2 separate regions of the Homo sapiens genome follow, and region 2 is linked to region 1. The links are chromatin loops, found by intact Hi-C in ENCODE. Cell type or tissue: Caco-2. All regions are shown on one strand.

The links. A loop is a pair of places that touch in the nucleus more often than their neighbours do. Peaks named below come from ENCODE experiments on the same cell type or tissue, not always from the same donor. Only the 100,000 strongest peaks of a DNase experiment are listed, where the experiment ranks them.
Region 2: it touches region 1 in a loop (5-fold over the local background); 11 of 110 quality-filtered maps call a loop at or near these places.

Annotation. Positions count from the first base shown.
Region 1 is chr6:103,118,740-103,126,739 of GRCh38, reverse strand. No RefSeq gene overlaps it. Among named protein-coding and RNA genes, the nearest start is that of GRIK2, 1.7 Mb to the right of the region's middle. In Caco-2, a CTCF peak has its summit at 3,560 (motif pointing right); a DNase peak (open chromatin) is centred at 3,549.
Region 2 is chr6:102,849,536-102,857,535 of GRCh38, reverse strand. No RefSeq gene overlaps it. Among named protein-coding and RNA genes, the nearest start is that of GRIK2, 1.5 Mb to the right of the region's middle. In Caco-2, no CTCF peak of the experiment used is centred here; DNase peaks (open chromatin) are centred at 3,815, 4,085 and 7,435.

The DNA.
Region 1 (8,000 bases):
ACACACTATATTTTATCTCAAAGGTAAACATTATATTAAACGTACCCTGTTGAATAGGCAATATTACCTTTATTATGTGGATTTTTTAAAACAAGACTAACCTAGCCAGAAAAATCAGGCAAGAGAAAGGAACAAAGGGCATCCAAATTAGAAAGGAGGAAGTCAAGTTACTGCTGTTTGCAGATGACCTAATATTATATACAGAAAACCCCAAAGACTCCACCAAAAATTTATTAGAACTAAGAAACCCATTCAGTAAAGTTGAAGGATAAAAAATTGAGAAACAAAAATCACTAGTATTTCTAAATGCCAAGAGCAAATTATCTGAAAAAAATCAAGAAAGCAGTCCCTTTTACAAGAGCTACAAAAAATGAAATATCTAGGAATAAATATAACAAAGAGGTGAAAGACTTTTACAGTGAAAACTATAAAATATTAATGAAAAAATTAAAAAAGACACAAAAATGAAAAGATATGTTTATAGATTTTTAAGAATAAATTTAAGATATTCATGCTACCCAAAGTAATTTACAGATTCAATACAATGTCTATCAAAATATCAATGACATTCTTCACATAAATATAAAAAAAAACTAAAATTTATATGGAATCACAAAAGACCCTATATATGCAAAGGAATCTTGAGCAAAACCAATAAAACTTGAGGGATTATACTACCTGACGTCAAAACATAATACAATCATATTAAGAAAAAAGGCATGGAACTATCATTAAAACAGACACATATACCAATGAAATAGAATAGAAATCCCAGAAATAAACCCACACATCTACTGCCAACTTATTTTTGACAAAGGTACCAGTACACATAATGGATAAAAGATATCCTCTTCAATATATGGTGCTGGAAAACTTGATATCCACATGCAGAAGAATGAAACTAGATTCTCATGTCTCACTATATACCAAAATTAACTCAAAGTTGATTAAGGATGTAAATACCCCAAACAACATAACCACTGGAAGAAAGCATATGGCAAAAGCTCCATGACATCAGTCTAGGTGAGGATTTTTTGGATAAAACTTCAAAAGCACGGGCAACAAAAGAAAATGTAGACAAAAATACTGTAAAATGCAAATCAAACTACAATGAGATATCACTTTCATCAAGTCTGAATGGCTACAATAAAAAAATTAAAAGATAACAAATGATGGTGAGAATGTGGAGAAAAGTCAGTCCTTATATACTACTGTTGGGAATGTAAATTAGTACAGCCATTGTGGAAAACAGTGTGGAAATTCTTCAAAACATTAAAGATAGAACTATCATATGATCCAGCAATCCTACTACTGAGTATATCCAAAGGAAATGAAATCAGTATGTTGAAGAGATGTCTGCGCTCCTGTTTATTGCAGCACTATTCACAGTAGCCAATGTATGGTTAAATTAGATGTTCATCAATGGACGAATGGATAAAGAAAATGTAGTATATATAGACAATGGAATACTATTCTGCCATAAAAGAGAATAAAAATTCTGCGATTTTCAGCAATATAGAGGGACCTGGAGAACATTATGCTGACTGAAATAGGCCACTGAAAGATAAATTCTACATGATCTCACTTATATGTCAAATCTAAAATGTTGTTCTTGTAGAAGTAGAGTAGAATGGTGGTTACAAGAAGATGGGGAGAGGAGAGGGACATGGTCAACAGCTAAAGAGCTAGTTGGGGGAATAATTTCTAGTATTGCATGGTAGGATGACTAGAGTTAATAAAAACGTATGTTTCAAAATAGCCTGAAGAGAGGTTTTTGAGTGTCCTCACAACAAAGAAATGATAAATATTTAAGGCGATGGATATACTACTTACCTTGATTTGATAATTACACAATTTACATATGTGTAAAACATTACATTGTGCCTCATAAATATACATAATAATGATGTAACAATTATAAATGAGATTTTTTAAAACTGGGCCTAAGTAAGGTTACGCATTTTACCAAACACAATGTAATCATAAGTCATACTGTTGGGAGTCGAAATCTGCTCATCTACAATAACGATTTTCTGTACAAATATTTGGAATGGTAAAAATTAACCTGAGAGCCTGATACTTTATAACTGTGTGAGGTGGATGAGTGCCTGACAAAAACTCCATCTAATGCAGAATAAAAGTTGGCAGTCATTCTGTTAAAAAAAAAAAAAAATTCGAACTCTCTCAGAATGCATTAAGCAGATTATCTCAGCTAAACAGCAATTTCTACTCTATATTTAGCTTGTCCAGTGTACTCAAAAAATAGAATACAAAATGTATTTCCTAAGACACTTGCTCTTTCTAACATTTTGGTAGCCACCAGGCTCTTAGAGGTGTGCTGTAATCCTCACTAGAGCAGCATTTCCCACCAATAGATATTTATAAAATGTTTTTACTCCAAGGACACTGGGGCCTTGAGTTACTGACCTTTGTCCCAATGCAGAATCAAAAGTGTTTCCATACCATTGTCTCCTTGACTCATCTCAATTATAACAAAACAAAATAAACCTTTAAGACAGAAATGCACTTAGGATAGCTGATTTACTATTGTTCTGAGCTAACAAAAGTCTTTCTTTCTAGCACATTTCAGATGTGATAATAACAGAATAAATCTTCTGAAAACAAACAAATCTCTTTGGGAGCCAGAGAAAAGCTCTTAAAAGAGTCATTTTGAGGTACCCAATTTCCTCTCTTCCATATTTGGATGTTCAGATATGTTTTGTAGAGAAAGACACTTAAAAGACTAGCTGTCAGACACCTTGTCTCCTTTTTGGGACAGTTTTGTAAAAAACAAACCACTTAAATGTATTGCCTAGTAGCTCATTTTATATTATCTATCTTTCCCATTCCTTCTAAGATGCCAAATGTGTTCTAATGGTCTCATATTTAGGCGAACATTTATACATAATGAAAGGAAATGATTTTGAAAAAAAAACATAATACAGTGTTTACCTCATAAAACTCTCAGAGAAAGAGACAAATATGTTTATCTCCATTCTGCCTTCTCATTTGTATTGAATTTGTAGTTTACCCATCCACACTTCCACACCATAACATCACCACTGCTCTGTGGACAACAAGCTTTTTGTGGTGAAAACCAAACTGCTCTTCTCCTGTCTGACCTTTTCCCTACCCCACTGCCACTCATACAACACAGACTGTATTCAAATGCTTCCTTGTCCCAGACAGGTCTCTGGAGAAGCTTGGTTGTCCTGAACCATCAATGGGCATGAAATCTTTAGTTTGCCCTATTTTAAGGACCAGGAAAAATGTGGCTTCACAATAGTAAACGTTTTGGGCAGTAAACTCACCATACTCCAACCAAACACCAACAGTAAAATGGCACCCCACCCCTGCATCTGCCCCTCCCCTGATGCCCTCAGTGGTTTCAGCAAGGCCTAGCAAGGAATTCGTCTTCAAACCTGCTCCTGGACTGTGAAAACAGGAGGCAGCGTTCCAATCACACCAATGTCTGGTGCTGGCTGGACTTTGCAGTGAGCCAATTTTCCATCCTACAGACAAAAGGGGCAGCAGGTGGCGCTCTAATTCTTCCCCCAAGATGGTGTGAACCGAGTCCAGGAGCCAGCTGAAGCCCCACCGCCACTCAACAGCCATGAGACTTAATGAGGGAGGCAAAGCAGGGTTAGTTACCACTCTACTTCACTCCCAGCACCCGTTCCTATCATTAGAATCAGAAGGAAACAGAGTCTCCACACCTATACGGCATCCAGGAGGGAACAACGTAGAAGGCGGAACTGATTGGCACTGTCAGCTTCTCCTTTCCCTGTCCCTAGTGTCTGCCAGGCCTAACTGGAAGCTGAGCCAGATTGAAGTGGTATAACATTTTCAATTACTGAAAGAAAAGACAAGCCAACCATAAACTCTGTATCAGGTGAAATCTATCAATAACTAAAGGGAAACAGATAGGCTTAAAGGAAAACAGTTTGTTGCTAGCAAACTGTTAAAAGGGAAACTGAGGCATAGTAATGTTTTAAAGTTTATGTGAGTAAACAATAACTCATGAACTGGAAACCTCCAAACCAAAAGTTTGGGAGCTCCACTGAGGAAATGCAAAGGGAAGGCTTTTATAGGATGAACATACAAGTCAAGAAAAGAAACTATTTGATTAGTTACGGTTATACAGTTGTCTTATTTGGCCTATGCTGTTGGAAAATCCCTTGTTGTCTAATTATGTTTGTTGGCTGCTTCAGATTGTTTAAGCTTAAGTTCTGTTTTTCTTTAATATAGGTATTTACAAGAAATAACTTGCAAATCAAGCAAGGTTAAAGTCACTTGCGTGACCTAATTGGCTTTGCCTTCTCAGGGATTCTTCAGATCTGGTCTTCATTGGAACTTTTTTTAAAGCTTTTAAGTTCAGGGGTACATGTGCAAGTTTGTTGCATAGGTAAACTTGTCTCATGGGGGTTTGTTGTACAGATTATTTCATCATTCATGGTAAGCCTGGTACCCATTAGTTATTTTTCCTGATCCGCTCCCTTCTCCCTTTCCCTCCCCCTACCCTCCATCCTTTGATAGGCCCCAGTGTGTGTTGTTCCCCTCTATGGGTCCTTGTGTTCTCATTATTTAGCTCTCACATACAAGTGAAAACTTGCCATATTTGGTTTTCTGTTCCTGCGTTAACTTACTTTAACGTAGCTTGTCTTGAAGAATAGGTGAAAGATTTCTCTTAACAGAGAGGAAATGATAGAAGAAGGCTTGGAACTTCAGAAAAGAAAAGAATAAGATGGGTTAAAAAATGAAAGAACAACAAAATATCCTTCATCTCATGAGTTTTTTTTATATCACATTTGATGGTTGAAGCAAAAATTATTACATCATCTGATGTAGTGCTCAATGTAGGTAGAAGAAACACTTAAGACAATTATACTTAAAACAGGAGAATAAAACTTTTTATGAAAATTAAAGTGATATAGTCATGTGTTAAGGATTTGTTTACCTAATGAATAAATAAGCTTGGTATTTTCCCTAGGATTTTTGTTTTAAATACATTTAACATTACTGGCATAATATCTGATGTCTAGGTGCTTTCTAAAGGCTTATAAAATATTTAAAATCTGAAAGAAACATTATTAATACAAAAACATATAATAATAAATATTGCAACATTAAAACACTACCTTGCGTGAGCTCCTCAAAACTATAAAGATCATGAATGTCAAATAGGGGCTGAGAAACCATTTCTAAATAAAGAAAACATTAAGACGCTTTTTTTTTTTTTTTTTTTTGAGACGGAGCCTCACTCTTTTGCCCAGGTTGGAGTGCAGTGGGCGATCTCGGCTCACGGCAACCTCGGCCTCCAGGGCTCAAGCATTCTTGTGCCTCAGTCTCCCAAGTAGCTGGGATTACAGGCACATGTCAGCCCACCTGGCTAATTTTTTTTTTTTTTTGGTATTTTTAGTAGAGACAGGGTTTTTCCATGTTGGCCAGGCATGTCTCAAATCCTTGACCTCAGGTGATCCACCCACCTTGGCTTCCCAAAGTGCTGGGAAAACAGTCGTGAGCCACCATGACCTCCCATGTTAAAACTCTTGATGAGTAACTGTAATATATATTTCTGGTTTAAATCATGGACCAGAAATTTTAAAAGCTATGGAGAATATTATTAAAACAATGAACAATATTTGAATATAAGTTGATGATTAGTTAGTAATGGAAGTACTTAAATAAAGTGTTACAATGTCAAATTACTCACAAATTATTTAGCAAAAACAAGAAATTAAACTATGTATGTATATGGAGTAAAAGAATCTGAGTGAGGAAGTAATAAATAAGAAAAATGGCAACAGTAGATAAATATGAGGAAGAATATAAAGTTCTTTGTATATTCCTCCAAATTGCAAGTGTAAAATTATATCAAAAGTAAAAGTTTCAAAAAAAGTTTAAGGCAAGACAAAATCTTGGGTAATACATAGGCACACTGGAATTATGCATTGATATAAAATTATTAAATTTATTGAAGCTATAGCTCCACTGATAAAGAGATCAATTAATATGATAAACACAAACCATAATCAGAAATAATAAATAGTATATAACAACAGAAGCATTTAACATGACCTCAACATAGCAGAAAGACCACTTGAAGTCAGGAGTTCAAGACCAGCCTAGACAACATAGTGAGATCCTGTTTCTACAAAAAATAAAACCGTTAGCCAGGCATGTGGTGGCATGTGCCTATAGTCCTAGCTACTTGGGATGCTGAAATGGGAGGATCCTTTGAGCCCGGGAGTTTGAGGCTGCAGTGAGCTCTGATCATCAAAACAAAAAAACCCACAGTGTGTGTGTATATATACATATTTTTTAAAGTGACACTATAACTTATGATCAATGAATCCATAAATAATGAATCAAGTAGCATTTTGTTATATATTCACAAGTATGAAGTATATTTATTACCTATGGCACAAAGTGTGTTAAGAATACAAAAAATAGAAAAAATATGTTAAATAGTTTTAAATATATTGAAATTTTAATGAATATTAAATTTCAGGTGTCTTATAGTACTAAGCATTAGATTAGTTTAGGATAGGCCTTGTATAGAATGGAAGTCATTGTCCTCAGCTCACTGACAACATAATACATGTAGATCACCTAATAGTAATTATTAGGAATTTTAAGGAATTTTATAAAATAACTAAATAGATAATATTTTCAACTCCAAGTTTTTTAAAAAACAATATCTCATTATAGGTATAATTTTGTTATTCGCTTTATTCTGTCAATTAAAGAACTTAAGATCGTTTATAATATTATTTAAACGTACTGACATCTAAATGTTATTCTTGATTCTGTTATGCTAAAAGTCAAGTTGGGAAGAGACTATATAATCAAAATGAATTTTGTTTAAAATCTGAACTTTGTTATGACACAGAATGCCAGTTTAAATTTGACAATCTCATGTGAATTGTCATGAAAATGAGACAGTAATGAACATTACCAAAATGAAAATAAAATATATTTTGGCACTAAAGCTAAAGTATGTAAGATCTAGAATATGTAGACCAATCAAATATAGATCCCTAAGAAGGAAGGAAAATATCTCAGTGACAATTACTGTATTAATTTGAGAAAGGTGGCCACAGGCATAACTTCTGCAATTGAAACTTGAGTGAGAAATGACCAAGACTAAAAATAATAATTTTAATTTAAGAATAACAATAACATATGAAATAGCAATTATTAAGCAAAATGAAAGCAAGCCAAAAAGGTAACTGAATTTTATTAAGTGGAAAATAAAATATTTTAAGAATCCAAGCTGATGTCAAAATGTTATTTATCACATAATTACATATTGCCATCTGTATTAGCCTGGGTTCTCCAGAGAAACAGAACCAATAATATATGGACAGATATATCAGATAAGATTTATTATTAGAACTGGCTCATGTGATTGTGAAGGAGGAGAAGTCCCACAATATGCTATCTACAAGTAGGATAACCGGGAAAGCGATTGTGTAATTCAGTCTGAGTCCTAAGGCCTAAGAACCAGAGGAGCCAACAGTGTAATTCTCAGCCTAGGGCCAAAGGCCAGTCCTGGGGGTTGGAGAGGGCAGTGGTATCTGAGCCCAGGGCCAAATGCTAGTCCTGGGGGCTTGGAAAGCACAGTGGTGTCAATCTCAGAGTCTAAAAGTCTGAGAACGAAGAATTCTGATGTCTGAGGGCAGAAAAAGTTGGATGTCCTAGCTCAAAACAGAGAGAGAAAGAGAATTTGCCCTTCCTCTGCTGTTTTATGCTTTTTCAGGTCCTCAACAGATTGGATGATGCTCAAACACATTGGTGAGTGTGATCTTCTCTACTCAGTCTATCAGTTAAATGTTAATCTTTTCTAAAAACACTCTCATGGACACATCTAAAAATATTTTTTACCATCTATCTGGACATCCCTTAGGCTAGTCAAGTTAACACATAAACTTACCCATCCCACCATCTATACTGATTAAGTAGAAAAGTCCAATATGCAGATTCCAATACCTTTTAGC
Region 2 (8,000 bases), 270 kb after region 1:
TCTCTTTATATGTTTAGAACATGGATATTGGCTGATATAGAATAATTATCTACTGATTCCTTGAGATAGCTAAATCATATTTAGAGGTCCTCATGTGGTCTAAATTTATATGACAATCCTACATATAAATAAATGTCCTCAGATCTGGAGAGTAGTTTGAGAACAATTTTCTTCCTTAACGAGAATTAAGAAATCTAGGCAGCACAATAATGCTAACCTGAAAATTTTAACTCAGAAACGTCAATTCAATTTATAATTGTTTTCTTTAGTGGTTTTAATTTTTTTTTTTTTTTTTTACTGTGAGCCAAAGATTTCACTTGGCTTTATTGAATGTGTTTATTTTTTTATTTTTATTTTATTTTATTATTATTATACTTTAAGTTTTAGGGTACATGTGCACAATGTGCAGGTTTGTTACATATGTATACATGTGCCATGTTGGTGTACTGCACCCATTAACTTGTCATTTAGCATTAGGTGTAACTCCTAATGTTATCCCTCCCCCCTCCCCCCACCGCACAACAGTCCCCAGAGTGTGATGTTCCCCTTCCTGTGTCCATGTGTTCTCATTGTTAAGTGGTTTTAATTTTTAAAAAGTGTCCCCTGAATTCCAATTGTTTTTAGTACAGTGAGACTACCTGTTCTATATTTCGAGTACGTCTGATTATTACAGAACTCTTGTTTTAGCAAAATTCTCCATTAGAACTTGTCAGTTTTTCAAGTTTCATTCTGGCAATCGTCTAAATATCATTTGCACTTTCATCTGCCCTTTAAATCTTTTTCTTCTGGCTCTCTATTTTCTACATATAGACATGCCCAAAGCTGGTTTTAACATGTCTCTCAAGGAATGTTTCTGTTTTGTCTTTTCAGAGCAAAAGTGGGTTTAATTGGTCTATATTTTCTTAACAAAATGAGTGTGTTTTTACCCACACATGTAAGGCCCTGAGCTAATTACTACAAGGCATACAAAGAGAATAACAAAAAATATGGGGTAACAAGGTAAATATAAATAAATTGATGGTAAATACTAAAAGGCAGCAAAATGAATTAAATATATTATAGAAAGGTATGTTATACACATTTAGAGGAGAGAGATGGAACCTTACTTTGGGGAAGGATTAACGTAAGATATGTGGCTTAAGGAGATGAATCCTAAAGGTAGAGTACAAATTTGATGGAGAAAAAGGTAGAATTAGATAGTATACCCATGGGAGAGGCCAATCTGATGGTGGGGAGCAGGACAAATACTACTTTAATCTTTAAAACGTAAGAATATTAAAATGGAAAAGAGATTATTTTGGAGGGGTGCATTGCTTTTAAAATAACAAAGAGGACATTTTTATATCTATTTCAAGTTTTTGGCCAGCTCTAAATTGACTAATAATCCTATGTTAGACACAAAAGCTTGGTTTGTAAATAATAATAGGCTTCTTAAGCCTCTGTTCATCTTATTTCATATTTTTCCCCTTTCCTGCCACTTACAGAAAGACACATGTGGTGTTTATTTCTCCTATTGCATGTATAATAGTGGTGAAGTAATTGAGATCAGCTCAAATAGATATTACACACGATATGCCTTAATTATTATTTAATCAAATTGACCCTCTAATAATATTGAAGAATATCTTTAACAATGAAAGTATGTTTAGGATCCTAAATATCCAGCTGTATGACTTGATCTCTAAAAATTTACTTGTAATATTCTGAAATAATATTATTATATAATATAATTAAGATGCAGTTTAATTTTAATTTCTTGAGAAATATTTAAGCAGCACTATCATGAATCTCCTGTATCTAATGTAAGCTAATGATTGCATTTATTATTCAATTATCTATTCATTATTAATAGATGTAATAAATAACCAAATGTAAAATATTTTTGATAGAAAAAGACATGGTGAAAATTGCCAAAATTTAATTCAAGATGAGCATCATATCCTCTAATGAATAAAGCTTTTGAGGAGAAGAAAGAATAATGTTTAGCTAATACTAAGATATTATTAAAATACTAATATATAAGGGTTAATAATAATATTACTTGAAAATATATTTTAAAGCTACATATAATGAGAATTAACTCTACAAAATTTTGGTTGATTTTTAAGTATTTTAGATTATTTATTTTTATACTAAAATTAATTATATTGATATATGTTTCAAATTGACAATAAAATGTGCTGGCAAGAATGTGAAACTGCATCTCCCACACACTGCTGGTAGAATTGTTAAATAGTAGCACTTTAATAATTGTTTAACTCATTCTTAATATTAATTTACAGTTACAACATAATCTAGGCATTTTAAAAATGAAAATAACAAAATGGGTTTCCACAGTCTTATACAGGAAAATTTCTAGCACCCTAATTCATAATAGCTGCACACTGTGAGCAACTCAAATGTTCATCAACAGATTAATAAAGATCAAATTGTTACATATCCTGCAATGGAATACTATCCAGAAATACAAATGAGTTATTGATACAGGCAAAAAAATGAACAAATCTTAAAAACATTATATTGAGATAAAGGAGCTACCACTGAGAGTGGTACTTCAGATTGACTGGTAAGAGGAATGATGAAACATTTTGGGTGATGGAAATATTCTATATTTTGTGTTGGTTGGTAGCTATTTGGAGGAATACAGTTGTCAAACCTCGTGAATGTGAACACTTAAGTTCTGTGCATTTTACATTATATAAATTATACCTCAACTAAAAATTACAACAAAAAGCTTTTCAATGCTACTTTCAAATTGGTTTATACAAAGTGTAAAATATTCATTTATATGTATTAAAATGTTTTAAGGTTAATCATACCTCTACAATTTTGGTCATAAAGTAATTCTTCTCTGAAAATGTAAAACTGTTATGTTAGAAAATATTTTTTAATTAGCATGTCTGCTTTAAACAAAACAATAAACTTCAGTGTGATATGAAAGAAAAATATTGACAGGAGCCTATATGTTAGATTTTTTTTTGTTTGATAGTGAAATTGCAAGTTTTCTTCGTAATTTGTTTCTTTACCAAATGTATTTATGATTTCAGCCTATGATAAAAATCGTTTGCCATGAAGTAGATTTCATTTGTTGGAAATGTGACTACTTCAGAAAATACCAATTTGGGTATGATGTGAGTAATAGTTGAATAAAATGAATAAATCAAACAAATATAAATTGAAATTTGAACAGTCTTTAGTTCCAAAATAATTTAGTTGAGTTCTGAAAGAAGTTTTAGTTAAAATCAGCCCCCTATGTTAGAGATATGGGTGTATTATTCATTATTTATAAGATAAATATATAATAAGAAATATATAAACTTTTACCAAATAGAGAGTCATGGGAGATATATTTTTCTAAAAAAGGAAAACTTACCATTTCACCTAGGAAATTAAAATATCAGAAGACTATGTGAGCTTTGACCGACCTTGGCCAAATTCAATACTATACAATTTATGATTACCTATTTTAGTGTTAGAGGAAAAATGGAATTAGCAAATTGCATTTGTTGTCTTTTGCTATAGTGCAAATCAAAATAAGATTATTTTACAGTACACTATTTTTACATTCCATAAGGAAAATAAATTTTGTTTGCCATATCCCTGTTACAAATCTCTTTTGATTTAAAAAATTAAGCCTGCTTTCAGATTAATGTTTCTATTAAAAACAAAATGTGTCCCTTGGATGTGCTTCAATTAGATAATGTAGATTTGATTGAATTTTGCCACAGAAGATCATTTTTCTTTCCACAGAAGATAATAAATACATCTACAACCCTTATCTCCTCCGAGTCATAAAGCTTGGCAGCAGCTGTTGGTCAAATCTCCTTCTGTTTACCCTCCTCCTCTCCACTGCAGAGTAAGTTAATCATATAATCTCAGTAAGCCTTGTGCTTTCATGGTGATAATTAACAGTAATATTTATATGATACTTATTCTGAGTCTAGTACTAAGATCTTTACACATATTAACCAATTTATTCTTGTAACAATCCTAGGCTTAAGTCAATATTATTATCAGAGATGCTGAGTGACCTGCCCAAGTTTACCCAGTTAGTAAGCAATGATACAGGTTTCCAACCCAGCCTAATTGGCTCCAGTCACTGCATTCTTAGCCTCTACACCATGCTGTCTCCCTTGCCTGGTGGAAGGAAAGTAGTGCATGTAACAAATGAATTTTATTTGTCATTAACTTGATATACAGTTATGGAATAGCGGAATAATCCTTTTGACTAAACTCTGCTTTTATTGTTGGGCACACTTAATCATATGGCTTTTAGAGTAAAATTAGGTAAGCTTAACCTGGAGCAGAAGTCATGACTGATTTAGATAAAACTCTAAAATTATTTTCTGTTTAGGCCACTCTTTCATTTTTCACTACTTCTCTGAACATCTTACTGTTGGGGTTCAGCCTGTCCATTCCTGATACTTAGGGTCCCATGTGGTTAAACATGGTTAAGTTTTTACTTTTCTAGTCTAAGATTTGGCAACCTAACTACAAACAACAATTTATTACTTTATAAACACTCATAGGATAGGAATCTGTAAGTGAAATAAATGTGTGAATTAATTAACTAATTAAATGATTTGCTCACCTTAGAGTAAAACCAATTAGCAGATTATTAGTCATCTTAAAAACAAGTGAAATATTTCCTTAAAATGTGTTTATAATCCAATTTATCTGCCCCCTTTCTGCCATTTTATATAAAATGGAGAAAGAGCTTACCAGAATTTATTCCCACTGGATTGATAACTAGGCAAGCTTGGAATAAAGTTCATTGTTAGACATTATTTTGTTCACTCTTTTAAAAAAGGGCTTTATTAAGAAAGACCTTAATAAAATGCCAATATTTATAGTATATAATTTGATAAATATACATACATATGCATCCCATGAAATGACCCCCCAGTCAAAATTACGCAGTTTTTTTAGACAGCTTATAAAATTTTTAGTGGATGCTTATCTCAATTATATATCCCATTGGACAGCACAGTAAAATCTTCTATAGTTAGGCAGCATACATTTATTCTTACTCCTAATTACTTGCCTCTAAACCAGTTCCTATCTGTGCCAGATATGTGTGTGTGTGCATGTATGTGTATGTGTGCACATGTGTGTGTACAAATGGAGTAAGGCTAATAGCACATACATGTATATTATAATTCAAAAGTTTTGTTAAACATGGTATCTTTCCCTGGAAAGGATATTTTTGTCACCTAATATTACATTTGTTTGTGATCTACAGTCATCTATTTTATTCTATTCTATTTTTCATTTGCTCATCTGATATATATAGAGAGATTCCAATATCAGTAAAAATTCTGACCCATTTTGGAATGTTTTAGTGTTTGGATTCTGAATAAAATTGTCCATGTCCACTGAAAGCCAATCAGGATAAGTTTAACACTTCCGTACTCAACAAAAACTCTTTCAAAAAATAATGTTTATGCCATTATATTCTACCCATTTATTTATATTAAACCATCATTTACATACAGGAAATTTTCCCCCACAATGAAAACTGAACAAAATTGTTACCGAATTTGATTAATTTTAATGTAAGTGAGACAATTCCGTGAATGCAACTTTTGTAGTTTTCATGTCATAAACAATAAATAAAAGACATAATGAATACATTTTAAAAAATAGAGTAGAGAATCTAACATGTCTTTTATTTATTACTCCAATGGCAAACTTTAAATGTATAAAATATTCCCTGAAGGGTGGATAAATTTAATGTGATTAAATTCTAAGAGGAAAATCTAAATATATATATATATATTTTATAAAGAAGTTGGCACACCATAGAAAATTTCCAAATGCATTCAATGTGGATATAATTTTCAAAACATTCTATTTATTTATCTGTGTTCTGCTTAAACTGTTTCCTATCTATTTTTTTGCTGGTCTCCTGATTGTTATTGCCAACACACAAATATAAACAGGAGTTTTAATTCTTGCTGGTTCTTCTGTGTGTTTCTTTTTCTCAGCCTATTATCCTAATCCTTTCTTTGTAACTTTATTATTATTATTTTCAAAAGCCAGTTGTGATGGGAGACGTAGCATTTTCGATTCAGGTGGGGAAAAGATTAACTGGAATACAAAGAAAGCTTTCATGTGGATAATCTGAGAGAGAGGGAGTACGGGAAGAGAAAACAAAGATAGGTCATCTAAATGTGATTGTGACAGTCATGTTTAACGTTATCCTGATTACCACAGTGCATTTCAACCAGAGCAAAGATTTTTATTTGTTCAACACATTTATGATAAATAGCTTTGAGAAAGTTTGTTTATTTAAGCTAGTCCCTAAAAGTTTTGTTTCATTTAAATATACTAGAGAAATGAAGGAGAATTAAATTTGGGAAAAATTACATAGGTCTATTATTAAAGCATATTTGAGCATAAACTGAGTTTGAATTAAATAAATAAGAGCTTTATATTCAATATGGAAAGAAACTCCAGAGAATTTCCTTAGGTTTTAGGATGTCAAGCAACAGTGAACTCTGATTGAAGAAAACTGACTAGATAAAAATATTTTTAAATGAGCATCTTTATAACTTTATGAGTAAATAGGTATTATTCTCATTGTATCAGTGTGCTCTGCATTAATAGCAGGTGACTTGAAGTGATGAGATAAAATTGCAAAAAGTATTATAGTAAGTTATAAATATAATAGAAGAGGTGTACAAAGAGGTTTAAATGAATGTGGATCACTAATACAGAGAAGGGACATTGTTGCCCTCTTCCTTAGAATGAGGTTATGACAACAGCAGCAGCAACAATGATAATCAAAATAAAAATACTAATTAATATTTATGAATCACATTCTATGTATCAGAAATATTCCTGTTTTATTTGTGTTGATTCTGTTTTGAAACCTCACAATAATCTATGAAGTATTATTATCTTTAACCCATTTTAAAGATGAAAAAACACAGGCTAGTGATGTTACCTAACTTACTTAAGATCTTGACAGCTGGGATATATTGGAGCTGACTTTGAGCCTAGGAAGTTTGGGGCAAAGTCTCACTCTAACAAAATACATAAGTTTTTATACCTTAGTTTCACAAGTCCTTTATGAGGTCTCTTTGCCTTTGTATTGGACAGAATTTACTTCCTTAATGTTTTCACATGAGTAAATCCTCCTTTCTCTTCCTCATATTCATAATATTTGCATAATTCGACATACATCTCTAGTGGCTTTTTTTTTTTTTTTAGACGGAGTCTCGCTCTGTCATCCAGGCTGGAGTGCAGTGGAGCGATTTCGCTCACTGCAAGCTCCGCCTCCCGGGTTCACGCCATTCTCCTGCCTCAGCCTCCCGAGTAGCTGGGACTACAGACGCCCGCCACCACGCCCGGCTAATTTTTTGTATTTTTAGTAGAGACGGGGTTTCACCGTGTTAGCCAGGATGGTCTGGAGCTCTTGACCTCGTTATCCGCCCGCCTAGGCCTCCCTCTAGTGGCTTTAATGTATTGTGTCTTAGTGCCTTTCAATGCAAGCTCGTGTATAGTCTACTAAGTCCATTCTGCTACTTCAGACTCCTATCTCAATACTTTCCTCTAAACTCATGACCCTCTAATTATTCTGGATGACTCCATGTTCCAAAAAATAGACACATATGACGATCCATCACTCAAAACATTGATTTACAATATTCTTTCAATCTGTCATGTTTATTTCACTTTTCTGTTTATCAAATAAAACCCACTATTTAACTTAGCACAATTGTCTATCTCCTGTATTATTTTTTAATTACATTTGCTCGATTTAGTAGTTCCATTTCCTGTTCTAACTTACCGCCTTACCTTTATCCTTATTATAGTACTTTTTTCTGTTTTGTTAATCATAATTTCATGTTTGTTTAAGTTCAAAAGGAATAAAATATTTTTGGAGTCTTTAACTTTAAAGCCATGGAACAAAGATTAAAAAAAAACAACTATCAGACCCTAAATTGTACCCTAAGTTGGGGTCTCTTCAGAAACCCTCACTCACTGCCTAGGAA